Linked DNA regions of Homo sapiens: region 2 is linked to region 1. Evidence: chromatin loops called from intact Hi-C (ENCODE). Cell type or tissue: Caco-2. All regions are shown on one strand. Links, peaks and the distances in the headings refer to the core of each region. The heading gives the core; the rest is flanking DNA.

What was found. Peaks named below come from ENCODE experiments on the same cell type or tissue, not always from the same donor. Only the 100,000 strongest peaks of a DNase experiment are listed, where the experiment ranks them.
Region 2: it touches region 1 in a loop (7-fold over the local background); 5 of 110 quality-filtered maps call a loop at or near these places.

What each region holds. Positions count from the first base shown.
Region 1 is chr10:103,702,910-103,709,887 of GRCh38, forward strand. All of the region lies in intron 5 of SH3PXD2A (SH3 and PX domains 2A), which reads right to left. Among named protein-coding and RNA genes, the nearest start is that of SH3PXD2A-AS1, 40 kb to the right of the region's middle. RefSeq lists enhancers at 4,768-5,747, 5,748-6,726. In Caco-2, for the core only: no CTCF peak of the experiment used is centred there; a DNase peak (open chromatin) is centred at 3,344.
Region 2 is chr10:103,593,064-103,600,041 of GRCh38, forward strand. SH3PXD2A (SH3 and PX domains 2A) reads right to left here. Exons shown (of 15, transcript NM_001394015.1): 15 at 964-6,978. Among named protein-coding and RNA genes, the nearest start is that of NEURL1-AS1, 79 kb to the left of the region's middle. RefSeq lists an enhancer at 5,789-6,083. In Caco-2, for the core only: a CTCF peak has its summit at 5,898 (motif pointing right); a DNase peak (open chromatin) is centred at 5,938.

The DNA of each region.
Region 1 (6,978 bases), core at 2,283-4,782:
AGACATGTGCCTGGTCTCTGTGTCACGTGTGTGTATGGGTGTGTGTGACACACGGGCAGATACCAGGGCCCCACTGCAGAGCACAGACCTCTTGGGTCGATCCTTGGCTGATGGCCCCTAACTCCCCAGCCCTGGCCTAGTTTCGACCTGAGACTGGGAGCTTGGGCCAAGGAGCTCCCTATTTCCCATGGAGGCCAAGGAGCCCACCCAAAGTCAGGCTGTGCTTGTTTCTGCCTTGGCCTCTGTGGGAAAGAGGACTCGGAGGGCCCCACACTCCTCCCACACACCTAGCCCACCTGCATGGCCCTGGGAGGCCCGGGTGATCGCCTCTTACAGTGAAGGAACCTGAACCTCCCAGACTTTCCTAGACACCATGTGACAAACCCACAAGCACCAAGCAGCCAGATGTGCCCAGCCCAACAGAGGCAGCTGCGTTAGCCCCATTTTACAGATGCACCTCAGTCAGCTTAAGTCACTTGCCTGGTGTCACACAGCTTGCAATGGGAGGCAAGGCTGCAGACTCGGTTGTCTGTGCTGCAACCACCACAGGCCCCCTCCTGCCCTGCCTAGTGTTTCACAACTTTCAAGGCCTAAGGAAGGGGCACCTCCTCCAGAAAGCCCACTCTGATTTTGACCCCCAATAGCACTGAATGTTCCAATTCTGTCCCCAACAGTGGTGCCCTCAAAGGAGCTGTCCAGTAGAATTCTCCGGGGTAATGGAAATAGTCTCTATCTGTCCTGTCCAGTATGGTACCACTGGCCACAGTGGCGCTGAGCACTCAAACACTGAATTGTGACCAGTATGACTCAAACACTGAATTTTTCATTTTGTTTAATTAAGACTTAGATTTAAAGAGCCACCGTGGCTACTGGCTACTTTATTGGACAGTACAGTCCAGACTCTGACATGGTATGGCCAGAAGGTTTGCTTGGCTCCCATGGTGCGTGTGTGCATGTGTGTGTATGTGTCTCTCTGTGTGTGTGTAGCTGCCTAGGTTCAAATCCCAGCTCTGCCAGACAGATTATTTAGGGTCTCTGTCTTCATTTATAAAGTGCAGAGACTGAAATGATCCACCTAATTGGATTGCTGGGGGATAAACAAGTTAATACACATAAAGTCCCCCGTGCACAGTCAGGCTCAGTAACAGGGAGCGCATACACAGATCCTCCACCTGCTCCAGCTCCACCTGCCAGTCACAGGGCCCTGCTGCCAGCACTGGTTCACCCTCGAGAGGGGAGAGGGAGGGACTCTGGAAGAGCTGTGACTTGCAGGGGAAATGACAGAACCACCTGGGACAGAATGGGCTTGGCCAAAGGAGGGCACTGAGAGAAGGAGCCAGGAAGGTGGGGGCGGTGGCCACTGGAGGAGGAGCAGCATGGGAAGAAGCAGGGACACGGGCCTGGCTGGCCTCAGGGGGAGGGGGGAGCAAGGCTTGGGGTGTCTGTACAGAGATGAAGAAACCCAGGCTCTGCAGGGTAAAGCCACTTTGCTGAGACCACACTGGTGGCTGGTGGCTGGCAGCACTGGGGGTGGCAGAGCTGGGGACTTCCAGGTCCATCTGAATGACTGTTATCACTTTCACATTCCCCCAGAATCCCTTGCTGCTGCCAGGCTGACGGGTCTCCCCAGAGGCGACAGGAGTGACAGCCAAGTCTGGATCCCCCTCGATGCTGGACCAAGAGGCTGACTTAATGAGCCTGTTCCACAGAGGGCAGTGGCTGCCATGCTCCTCACAGCAGGCACTCAAAACGCAGGACAAACGGGCTCCTGGCCAAGGGCCTGTGTGCCCAGGGATGGGTGGCTCCTGGGCTAGCCTGGGTGCAGGGCGGCCTGGGGGCTTCCCCAGGGTCTGCCAGAGCATACATGTAAAGGACGGGGTCTAGGGAGGAGTCCTGTAAGATGCCAAACCAGGGCCATCCCAGCCTGTGAGGCCCGAGACATGGGTTCCAGGCCTGGCTGTCTGAGCAGGCAGCATGACCTGGGTGGTGGCAGCCCTCTCTGTGCCTTAGTTTCCCTGATTGGGCTTTTGCAAAGAGGCCTCCAGCTCCAGGCTCACAGGACAAGCCTGTGTCCTGCTTGTAGCAGGGGGGCCATCCAGGAACCCTAGGTAATACCTAGGTAATACCTCCATGCTCCCAGCCTTCTCCAGCTGCCTTCCTGTCAACCCTGAATGCTCCTGGGCCAGCTCAGCTGCAACTACAGTGAGGGCCCTGCCTGCTCACCAGCCTGTCCACTACAGGTCCCAGCAGGCCAGCCGTGGGCCGCCACCTCCATCCTCCACCAAGCAACCTCTCCTGAGCTTCTACACCAAGGTAAAGCCCCCGAGGTCCCGGAGCAGGCTTGTGCCCATGAACCCCAAAGTATGGTGGCAAACAGGGGGAGGGAAGGGCGGGCGTGGGCCAGGCCTTGGTGGGAGTCACCACTGAGCAGTTCTCCCCACCGTGAGTGAGCTCTTCTTACCCAAAGGTGGGAGTGGTAGTGCTGCTCTTATTATTATTAATACTATTATTGACAAGAGCACTACATTTGTCAAGCATTTACATTATGCCAGGTGCTAAACTAAACCCTTGACACACATCAGCTCATTTTATCCTCACTACATGCCTGTGTGGCAGAGTCCCTTACTATCCCCATTTTACAGATGAGAAATGGAGGATCAGAGAGAGCATGTGACTTGCCCAAAGTAACACAGCTTGTGAGGGATACAGATGGGATTGGAGGCCAACCTGGCTCAGTCTAGTGCTCAAATCCTAACCACCACACTGTTCATTTACCACCTTGTGGCTAAGAAGGACACATAAAATCCAGACAGAAAAGCTAAATGAGGAGTAGGTGGTGAAGAGAAAGGTAAAACGAAGGCAAAGACTCAGGGTCAGAAATACCCAAATGACCAGCCTGGCCAACATGGTGAAACCCTGTCTACTAAAAATACAAAAATTAGCTGGGTGTGGTGGTGTGCACCAGTAATCCCAGCTACTCAGGAGGCTGAGGCAGGAGAATCGCTTGAACCTGGGAGGTGGAGGTTGCAGTGAGAGCCAAGATCGTGCCACTGCACTCCAGCCTGGGTGACAGAGCAAGACTCTGTCTCAAAAAGAAAAAAAAAAAAAAAGAAAGAAAGAAATACCCAAATGACATCACTGAGTTCTAGACTCTTCCTTAGGGAGGTCACAACTTCAGGGCTGGCATGAGAATGTCCAACAGGAAGAAACCTGGCTGGTGACCCGCACAGTGGGTCACAGTGTCACAGCGTCCATGACCACATGCTCAAGAGATGCACTGTGGTTTCCGATGGTGATGGAGCATCCCCTCTAGAGCACCTGCAGCTGTCAAGCTTCCTGGGCTGCCTCCTGGTGGTTCTGCCGCTGGTGTGGCTGCTCAGTGGGTCAGTGGCTGGACTGGAGGAGCCTGAGGATGGCCTGGCCTCACCAGGGCTGGTTTTACAGCCTCCTCTCAGCAGAGGTTTTTTAAGTTCTGGGGGCAGTGATGCCGGACCAATGCTGTCCTGGGCCCCAGCTCCCAGCCTAATACACTTTCTGGCACCCCCCCAAACCTTGTTCTAGCAGAGCACTGGATTATTTTCCTGTGTGGCTGTCACCATTGCCTTTATATTTTTGCCATTGCCTTGTTTGTTGTCTATTTCTTCCCCTCAACAGTAGGCTCCCTGAGAGCAGGAACTGTGTGTGTCTTGCCAGGCCCAGCACAGGGCTGGTTATAATCGTGTTTCCTGAATAAATGCACGAATTCCCTGACAACCAGTAACCAAGCTCAGGGCTGCCGGATGGTCTCAAGAGGCTGGTCAGACGCTGCTAACACCATCCCGAGCATCCTCCACCTGTTCTCAATCCCTGCCTGGCAGGATAGGCAGACCCTGCATCTCTGCTCTCCCCTCCTTTCCCCCCCGAGTAGAGCTCAGTGGAAGTGCCACTTCCTCCAGGAGGTCATCCCTGATTGTCACAGATGGGTCAGCAAGTGCAGACAGTACATTTCCTGCCTATTTATGAGGACGGAATGGCAGCAGCCCGCGGCCTCCTGTGCTCCGTCCTCTGTGACATCACCTTGGTTGTCATGGAAACCACCCTGGCATCACAGTGGAGCCTGGATGCTCTTGCTAATGTCCTGCACTATTGCCTCACGTGTGTCTCTCTCCTCTGGCAGTTGGACTACAGTGTCTATGGCCTCCTTCACCCCTCTCCCTGACAGGGCTAAAGTCTGAAAACAGAGTCTTGTACCTAGGAAGTGATACTCCCTGGGTGCTTACTATGTGCTAGCCATGGCACTATATATTTCAATTTTTTTTTTTTTTTGAGATGGAGTCTAGCTCTGTTGCCCAAGCTGGAGTGCAGAGGTGCGATCTTGGCTCACTGCAACCTCCGCCTCCGGGTTCAAGTGATTCTCCTGCCTCAGCCTCCAAGTAGTTGGGATTACAGATGCCCGCCAGCCATGCCCAGCTAATTTTTGTATTTTTAGTAGAGATAGGGGTTTCACTGTGTTGGGCAGGCTGGTCTCGAACTCCTGACCTCGTGATCTGCCTGCCTCAGCCTCCCAAGGTGCTGGGATTATAGGCGTGAGCCACCGCGCCAGGCTGTATTTCAATATTTTTAAATTAAAAAACATTTTTTTAGAGACAGGGTCTTGCTATGTTGCCTAGGCTCATCTTGAACTCCTGGCCTCAAGCAATTCTCCTGCCTCAGCCTCCCAAAGTGCTGGAATTACAGGTGTGAACCACCCGGCCCAGCTGCTCACTGTACTTCATGTACATTATTTCAGTTAATCCTTGTAGCCACCCACCAAGAAGAAGATGCTATCATTACTCCCATGTCCCAGAAGAGGAAGCTGAGGCATAGTCAGTTAAGTCACTAGCCCAGTGGCAGAGCTGGGATTTGACTCCAGTGCCAGCTGACTCCTAACCATCGTGAGCTTTTGTGTGTGTCTCTCTCTACCTTCCTACCCTCCTGCCCTCCTCTGCTGGGAAATCTCCAAGCCTGCACTCAAGGTCACCCTGGCCCAGGCTGTCTCCCTCTCCTTTTGCCTCCAAACCCTCCCTCAGCACCCAAGTTCACTTGGAGGCCCAGCTCCCTGGCAGCCTTCCCTGCACACCCACAGCCCCCACAGTCTCTCTCCCTTTCCAGTGTCCTCCTGCGCTCCTGGCTTGAGCACCTGTGTGGGACCTGCCTGGCCTCCTTAAGCTCAATGACTGTCTCTGGTACCCTGATCTGGCTCTTCTGGAACAAGGGACACATGAGCCTGGCCTCCTCCCTGCAGGCCTTCCTGATAACCTTTGTTGGCGCCGACCTCAGGCCTTGAGTGAATCACAGTCCTGTCTCCACACTCGTTACAGAAACTCAGCTAGTGACAAAGGGCCTCAGCTCGGGTCCCCAAGCTGGGGTGGGTGGTGGTGGGGACTTCCTGACCTTCCCTGCGGCTGCCAGGCTCTTTCCTCTGGTTCCTGCAGCACCAACCAGTGGCTCCCTCAGTGGGAGGTTGGAGCCCAGGCCTCCCCAGGAGAAGGGCACCAGGAAACCCCAGGCAGTCACCCTAAGCACAGTAGGAAACACAGGCTTTTTGGACAGCTCCCTCCGGCTATGTCTGGGGATGGCCTGGAGGGAGGGAAAAGGGGTGCATGAATGCCCCAGCACCCCTGCCCCCAGGGAACAGCCTGCAGCCAGGTGCCAGTCCCTGCGAGATGAAGCTCGTTGACACTGCGCTTGGCAGCCTTGTCTTCCCTGCCCTGTGTCACCTTACTGATGCCTTCTAGTGTCACCTCCAAACTGCTTGAGCCGCAATCCTCAGCCTCAGATCTGCTTCTGGGAAATTCCAAACCAAGATGCCTGAATTTCCTTGAATTATTTCCTGTCTTGGGCAGCACAAAGTGTCCCCTGCTCGTGCCTATTAAGATCCTCGTGGCTGCCAGGACCTAGCACCGTGCCCAGCACATGAGGGGGCCAGCATGGGGATAATGCATGTCCCCCATCCACTGGCTCCTGAGGCAACACTGCAGTTCTCCAGGGGTCTCAGACCAGGTGACAGGCTCATGGGTGCCCTCTCCTGCTTGGGGTGGGGGCCAGGAAGAGGTGCCCCTGGCAATTAACCTTCAATTCCCTGGCTTGCAGGCACAGCCTGGTCTAAGCTGCAGCCTGCCTCTGCCAAATTAAATCAGACCTGGCCACAGCCAAGCTCCTGCCTCTGAGCCATTCAGAGGAGCCAGTCCCTTCTCCCTGTCCATCAGCCAGGCTCCTACTGGGATCTTCTCAAGGGCTCAACTCAGGCCTCCAGGCACCCTCCCAGGCACCGCACCAGGGATGCTCCAAATGCTCCAAGCCTGGGGTTGCTCTTGAAATCGGCTGGGAAAGTTCTGAGAGCCAGAAAGAGCACTGGACTTGGAGCCAAAAATCCTGGTGCTAATCCAGTTTCTCTGACCTCAGGCAACCATTTCCCTTCTCTGGACTGCACAACCTGCAAAGGCTGGGCTGGATGATGTCTGGGGAACTGAGCTCCAAAGCCTGGGACCAGGGGCAAACCCTCCCACCTTGCCTCTCACTGGGACACAGCAAGGATGGAAGGAGAGGCTGCTCCGATGACTCCAGAAACTGCAAACCCACGTAGCTGAGAGATGAGTCGTGTTTTGTGGGCGCTAATGAGCCAGCCTCTGGCACAGCCCCTTCGGCAACAACAATAGTAACAACTGGTACCATTCATTAAGACTGCATGCTGGGCAGCATGCTAAGCCCTTGCCAAGCTTCATTGAGGGGTAGGATAGGTAAGAGGTTCTAGCCCATATTTGCCAGTTATTGGCGTTGCAAGTCACATGACCTCTCTGTGCTTCAGTGGCTTAATCTGCAAACTAGGGGGAAATGACAACTATACCCACTTCATAGGATGGATGCAAAAATTAGAGAATTAAAACATGTAGGCTGGCCGGGCAAGGTGGCTCATGCCTATAATCCCAGCACTTTGGGAAGCCAAGGTGGGTGGATCAC
Region 2 (6,978 bases), core at 4,387-6,886, 110 kb before region 1:
TGGTGGGTGCAGAGGCCTATACCAAATGGGTGGTGCCACTGAGGAGAAAAGGGAAGCCTCTGGATAGAGTCCTTTAGAGAAGTGTTCTAGATGCGCTAAGTGATCCGAGTGGTGGGGAAGGCTGAGGGGAGAGGGGTGGTGGGGAGGAGGCAGCCAGACTGGCCCCAAGGTCTAGGCACAGTGTTGGAATTGAGCTCATTTGGCAGCACCAGGCCTCAGAGGCACATGGGATACCTGCCTGCCCATCCTGTTCCAGGGAGGATGCTCAGGCTACCCAGCCTCTGCATGGCCTTGCACAGCCATGGCCTGTTCCTTGCATCAGGGTTACCTGGTCCTGCTTACTGGGGTCCAGCAAAAGCAGGAGAGGGTCGGGGGGCCATGCTAAGGAGCCAGCTAGGCCTGCTGGATGTGGGTCCTTGGCCCCAAGATCTGCATCTTTCAAAGCCTTGGCCACTGCCCAGAAAGCCTCCCAAAAGTGGGGAAGAGGCTGGAGGAGCTTGACCACAGCTCTCACCAAGAGTGAGAGCTGGCTCATGTCTGTAATCCCAGACTTTGGGAGGCTGAGGCAGGAGGATTGCTTGAGCCCAGGAGCTTGAGACCAGCCTTGGCAACATAGCAAGAACCTGTCTCTACAAATAATAGAAAAATCATCTGGGCATGGTGGTGCGCCTGTAGTCCCAACTACTCAGGAGGCTGAGGTGGGAGGATCGCTTGAGTAAGGGAGGTCGAGGTTGCAGTGACCTATGATCATGCTACTGCACTCCAGCCTGGGTGACAGGGTGAGACCCTGTTAAAAAAAAAAAAAAAAGCGAGAGCTTACCTACCTGCCCCCACCCTCCAGTGTCCTTTCTTTCAGAGGGCCCTGGGATCCTGAAGTCCACTTTGCAATTTGGGATAATGGGACATTGGCTGTTCAGCTGGATGGGTGTTTTTGGTGACAGGGAGAATTAAGAGGTGATTCCGTTCGGTTAAAAAGGCCCAAAACTTTATTTAGTTTTCAGGGAAATATAAGATGCATGTAAACATAAAATACAAAACAAAACCCAAATCTTACAGTCTAGAAGCATGCCAAGACAGAGCATTTTCTGCAGACCAAAGAGTCCCGTCAAAGTGATAAAGGACACCTGGAAAGTGGCAGGCCAAGGGGCTGGTCCCTTCCCCAAGGGCACTGCATTTTTGTGATGAGATTAAAAACAAACCAACTCCACTATTAAAAATGCTAGAAACATGGAGATAGTTTAGCACCACCATTGATTCTGGAAATATTTCAGCACTCAAATCGACTGCACTGAGTTTAATGTCCTTTCTCCAGTTTCTCTGCTGAGGAGGAAAGAAGGAAAACCTGGAGGAAGGGCTCCTCCTGACCCCACAGAGCCCACTAAGAGCTGGGAGGGGAATTCCATGAGGAATTCTCCAAGGTTCTGGAGCTCCAGAGACATCCACCAGTCCCCACCCAGCCATGCAGTCCACATGCTCACGCTTCAGGGATTACTGAAGTCTGCCTTGCCCGGGAGTCACTTCCTGCAGACCTCTGAGTACCTGGTGGGGAAACCCATTTCCCATCCTGTGTCTTGGATTTAAAGAAAACCTGTTGCAGATAATGAGTTGTAAATTCAAGGAGGGTGGCTGTTTTGCTGTTCTTTCTCTGCAGTAAACTCTTATGGGGAGTGTGCCTTGGTTATAAGGCAACGCAAAATGGTAGGGTATATCCATGGATGAATGTTCATCACACCCAGTCTAATTCATACCAGGTGGCAGGCTCAGCAAACTGAACCACCACAGGTGTCAGAGATACTTGAGAATGACTGGTACCAACAAGACGACAAAGGAGGTTGCCTTCCTCCCAGATGTGCCCAATGGAGTCTGAACTCTGGTTCTAATTTGTGGAGGTGGGTCCCTACTGTATGACCCATTGTGGTCACTGCTCTTTGAGCCATACAACTTGAGAGACTGGCTTTGGATTGGACAGTCAAAGGGAAGTGGGCAAAACCAGCTGAGAACCCGGGAGCTGGATGCATATATTCTGGAATCAGGGCCTGCAAACTCAAAGATTGGTTTGTGGCTGGTGACTTCTCTCTGCTAAGTAAATCAATGACCATTCATTGAGAACTGATGGGGACCCAGCGTGTGGCCCAATGAGTGGCAGTTTTTTCCTAGCCAGTTTCTGTGGCCAAATTTGGAGGATTTTCCAACCTGCTATGGCTGGACCCTTGGGTGTTAAATCACTAAATTCCCTTTCTACCTGCTCTCTTCTTCCTGAAACACTCAGAGCTGACTTCTTCCTTCTTTCTAATCAACAAAGACAAAACTCCAAGCCCCTTTTCAGCCTTCACACAATTTTTCTTTCTAGAAGACATCCGCTTCTGGAAGCCTCCTTCCCTAATGAAGGGACAGTAGGCCCCAGCTACCCCAAACATGCACATGCTCTTCTCACCAACGTGCCTCTCACTTGCCTCTAACGTGCTCGAGCCATCCTTTTGTTCTAAATAATTCTTCCTCCCTCCCTCCCTTTTTTCTCTTTCACCTCTTGAGGCGCAGCCTATTGGCCAGGATGGAACTGGGAGCAAGGCGGGGACCTTCAGTGCAGGGGACCCCATTCTCTAAGGCCACTGAGTTCTAGGACTGGAGTAGGAGAGGGTGCTGTTGTCAAGGTTAAGTGCAAACTTGAGATTTTAAAAAGACAGGATTGGGGAAGGGGGATTGCATGCTAATCCCAACCTTATAGGCAGGCTGGGATCAAGACCTTGGAAGGTAGGGCTCTCCACCCAGTCTGTAAGCACCAGTGTGCCCACCTTATGGCCTGGGGACCCAGGTTTGCAGGAGGGAAGTTAACAGTGGGGCTGTTTTTCCCCAAAGCTGTGGGTCACTGATCCTGTCTTCTCACTGGCTCTGATCATGCAGCTTGGGAACCACAGAGACATGAGACTGCACCAAACAGGGCTGATGATTTAGCCAGAAACTCAGGAAGGTCTAGCACAGCCCTCCACACACTTCCCAGGAAGTGTTTGGTCTGGCCCTGCAGTTGGGACTAAACTTATATGCACCTGCAGGTCTTGTTGGGTGCACCGTGAGCAAGTTCTCACCCCAACCACCTGACCCACCCTCTGAAACAAGGACGAAAGGGCTGGCAGCTTTCATTATAAGGGGCTTCTCATACCCATGGCATGGCTGAGGGGTGGGAGTCAGCCTGCTCGATGACACGTCTGCAGGGGATGACCTAACTGAACCAACTCAGTGTTTCTATTCCCAGTGGCATCTCTTTTGCACATCTTCATTTTGGAGCCTGGGATGACTGCCTAGGCCACTTATGCTAGACCTGTTAATGCCAGTGTGAAATTTCCAACTAAATACTTAATAAAATAATTACAAAAAGAAAAAAAAATGACACATTGCACTCTCCAGCCAGAATGATGTGTGTGAATGACACACTTGCTGCCAGAAGCTGTGAGTCCCTTGGGACCTGCCCATTGCCAAGGACTTGTTCAATGGAGACAGCTTGCCTGGTATTTTTTTTTCTCTAACCCCATGTTATTTAGTTCAAGTGGGAAGTTACCAACACTTGCATACACAGACACACACACACACACACACACACACACACTCTCTCTCTCTCTCTCTCTCTCACAACACATGGCCCTCAAAAAAGTGAGGGAATCTTAATTATTTAGCAATGTGGACAGTTCTCTTCCCAGAGAGCTCTGCTTTGAGATTCTCAAAGACTAAATATCTAGATGGATATACGCCAAGGGAGAGACCCGCACAGGGCACAGTCCCATTCCAGGCACAGAGATCTGTGTCTGTGCAGAAATTCACCAAATAGGGGGTTGAAGTAGCAAGCATACAGTACTGGAGGTGGAGGGAACAAGCCACAGGGACGTCCCTGTCACCTTGAGGGGCAGAGCTCTGAGGCTCCAACCCAGAGGAAACTTCCCATTCTGTTGCTTTCTCTACCGGTGCTGAGGAAGGAGGCCAGATTGGTACCTGTTGTGGGAAGTTTTGTCTGCAGAGAAACTTGAATAGACCCCCCGACTCTTCCCGGAGCAGAATTTGTATGGACTCTCTGGGTGTGGAGCCCAGGCAGGGCTCACTTCTCAGGCTGAAGTCGCTGAGATGAATGGGCAGCCCAGGCTCAGCCCCAGGCCCTGCTGCAGGCTTGTGGGAATTGGTGTCTCACCAGGGTGTGCGCGGCTCAAGGTTCTCACATCCCCCAAAAAGATCTGGTGACTTCTAGGCTTCCTGCCTAGAAACTGAACTGAGGGCACCCAGTTTTAGAAAGATTCAAACATACACCAGAAGGATCACAGCCCAAATATCAGGACACTGGGGTGAGAGAGGGCTGCTGGGAGTCATTTTTAGGCCAGGTCTCTCTGAGCAGCTGGCTGCACCACAACAGAAATCAAAACAAGGAACAGCTCCCGAGGGCCTGCCTCTGCTCCAGGGACTGGGGCCTAGAGGTCAAGGGCCCCATGCCTGAATCCCTTTCTTCTGGGTGGATCTGGCAGGGACCCCTATCATCTTCCCAAAGAAGGGGGAGAGGAGAACGCCACAAGATCAAACTCCACCAACCCACCCACCTGTTCCACAGCTAGGATTCCTTCAGCACCCCGCTCCCTGCCTCTTGCTCTCTGAGCGCCACTGGTATTCCCTCCATTGTCCCCAATGAGCCCTGGCATCCATCTTGGTAATATTGCACTTTTCCTGTCTCTCAGATTGTTTCCATTTTTGATTGAGAATGCAAGGTATTTGGAGGGGTAGGGGAAGTGAGTAACCTTAAAGAAATAATATATTAGTTAAATACAATAACAGGAAAAATAGGGGTTATTTTATCTTTTTCCCCTTATTAAAAACAAGAACTACCAAACCAAGGTCTAAACTTAAATAGTCCTACACCTATTCTGCAAACACTAGTAATAGGAAAATAATGCCTGACTGGAATTCCCTTGTCTTTTTTCCTTAGATGATAAAAGTAGTAACATGCCTTGCTGAGGAAAGCAATGGATATAAATGCCTGTAAAATACGCTGCTCTAACATCTGAAAGTGATTAAAATGATTCTATATAATGCCTTCGTCAAGATGGAAAATCAAGGAGGAAGAAAGAGAAACCTTTGGGGCCAGGCTTAGGGTAGACGGGGCTGAGGCCTGGCAAGACAGCCCGTCTACAGTCATTGGACATAGGGGAAACCCACAGGGCATGGGGCACACCTGCTGCTCAGGGTTGCCCCTTTCCAGCTCTCTCTCACTGCCCCCAAAGTCCCATGGCCTGGTGAGAATAGTGAGGAGGAGAGGGGCAACACAGCCAGGTCTGCTGTCACAAAGAGGGATGAGGTGGGGGGAGATGACATTTTTTTCCCCTTGCAATAAAAGAAAAAGGTCTTGAAACGGAAAGGAAAACAAAGCACCAAATGCTGCATCTTCGGGCATTATATGAACCTCAATAATGACCTCAGAAGGGCTCATTATGGTTAAAGTTGCAGTATACAGCAATACAGTGTCGTTTCACATTTTCAGTCGCAACTCATGGGAAACTAGGTTTGGACACTGCGGAGATTTTGTTTTTCTTTTTCCTTTTTTAGTCCGATCTGGTTTTCCTCCAGATGGGTCAGAGCCCTAGGCCCCCTCCCTCCTCTGCCTGCTGCCGGCAGTATCCTTCAGCATCACAAAGCAGCTCAGTAGCTCAAGGGAAAGGCCCTCTCGCCCTGGCTAGGGCTAGGAGGCCAGGCGCACAAGGCCTGGTACCCCCTGGCCATGTCGGAGAAGGACTGGCATGCACCCTTCTTGCTTCAAGTATTAATATTCTCTTTGGGTTTGCAGGGTTTGTGCTGTGAGTTAGGGGGTGAGGGGGCGAGGTGCGAAGACTGGGGCATGGCAATCCCTGTTCACTGCCCAAATCTACATGCTGTCACCAGATGGCAGCATTCCCCACTTTTCCTGGATGCCTGAGCAACTCCCAGCCATCCTTGGGGCTGGATGTCACAATGTAAACATGACCACACAATAAACTATAATGGCAGTGAGGAGGAGCACGGGATTAATGTAGTGGGGAGATCTGTCATTAACTAGCTGTGGGATTTTGGAAAAGTTGTTTCCTGTCCTTGGGCCGCAGTAACAGGAAGGGATGGGATAGAGACCTCTGAGGTCTCTTTCAGTCCTGCATTTTAATGACTCTATTACTTACAGCACTGGGGGTCAAGGAGAGGGGGTCCTTGGGGGGGGCTGGGAGAATGTGGGGGGCAGTGCAGGTGGTGGGGAAGGGCAGGAAAGGCAGGCTCTCGGGAGCACTGTGGTCCAGTCCAACTGAGATGCTCTGTGCTTGGCAGACATGCTCTGCACTCCCTCCTGGCCTGGCTGGCGCACTAGTGACTGAACTGGCTCAGTGCAGACATCTGAGGAGCGAGGCTGCAGGGCCCTCCCCCTGGAAGATAGCTACATTGAAGGTTCTTTACCTGACAGTCACTCTACTTTTAAATTTTATTTTAAATAGTCATAAATTACTTTTTTTCTCTTAATAAATATGTGCTGTTTAAAAATGAGAAAAGTATATACTGCATCTTTAAGTAATGCACTTTGCTCTCTGGGTTTTTTCCATTCTACCTTATTTAAAGTGCATTAATTAAAAAATAATGAACCACTTCTTTATCATTATTGTTCAAATAAGTACAAATAATATTAACATGAAGACACTAAACCACTACCATTAGTACTGCAATCTAGCAGATTAACTCAACATCCTGCTCTATTTAATACTGTCCAGCAGAAGAAAATAACTAATTTCAATTTTAAACAAACTCACAAAACAAAAGGAAACAAAACAATCTCACCACAGGCCTTCGACAAAGAACACGAGCCATTTGCTCTAGCTGCCAGGCATCAGTGTATGGCGAGGGACAGGGGCTTAGGGTTGCCCAGGCAAGGCCTCTGGGATGGGGTGTGGTGGGGTAGGGTAGGGGTGGGGGTGGGTTTTGAAGGCACTGAGACAC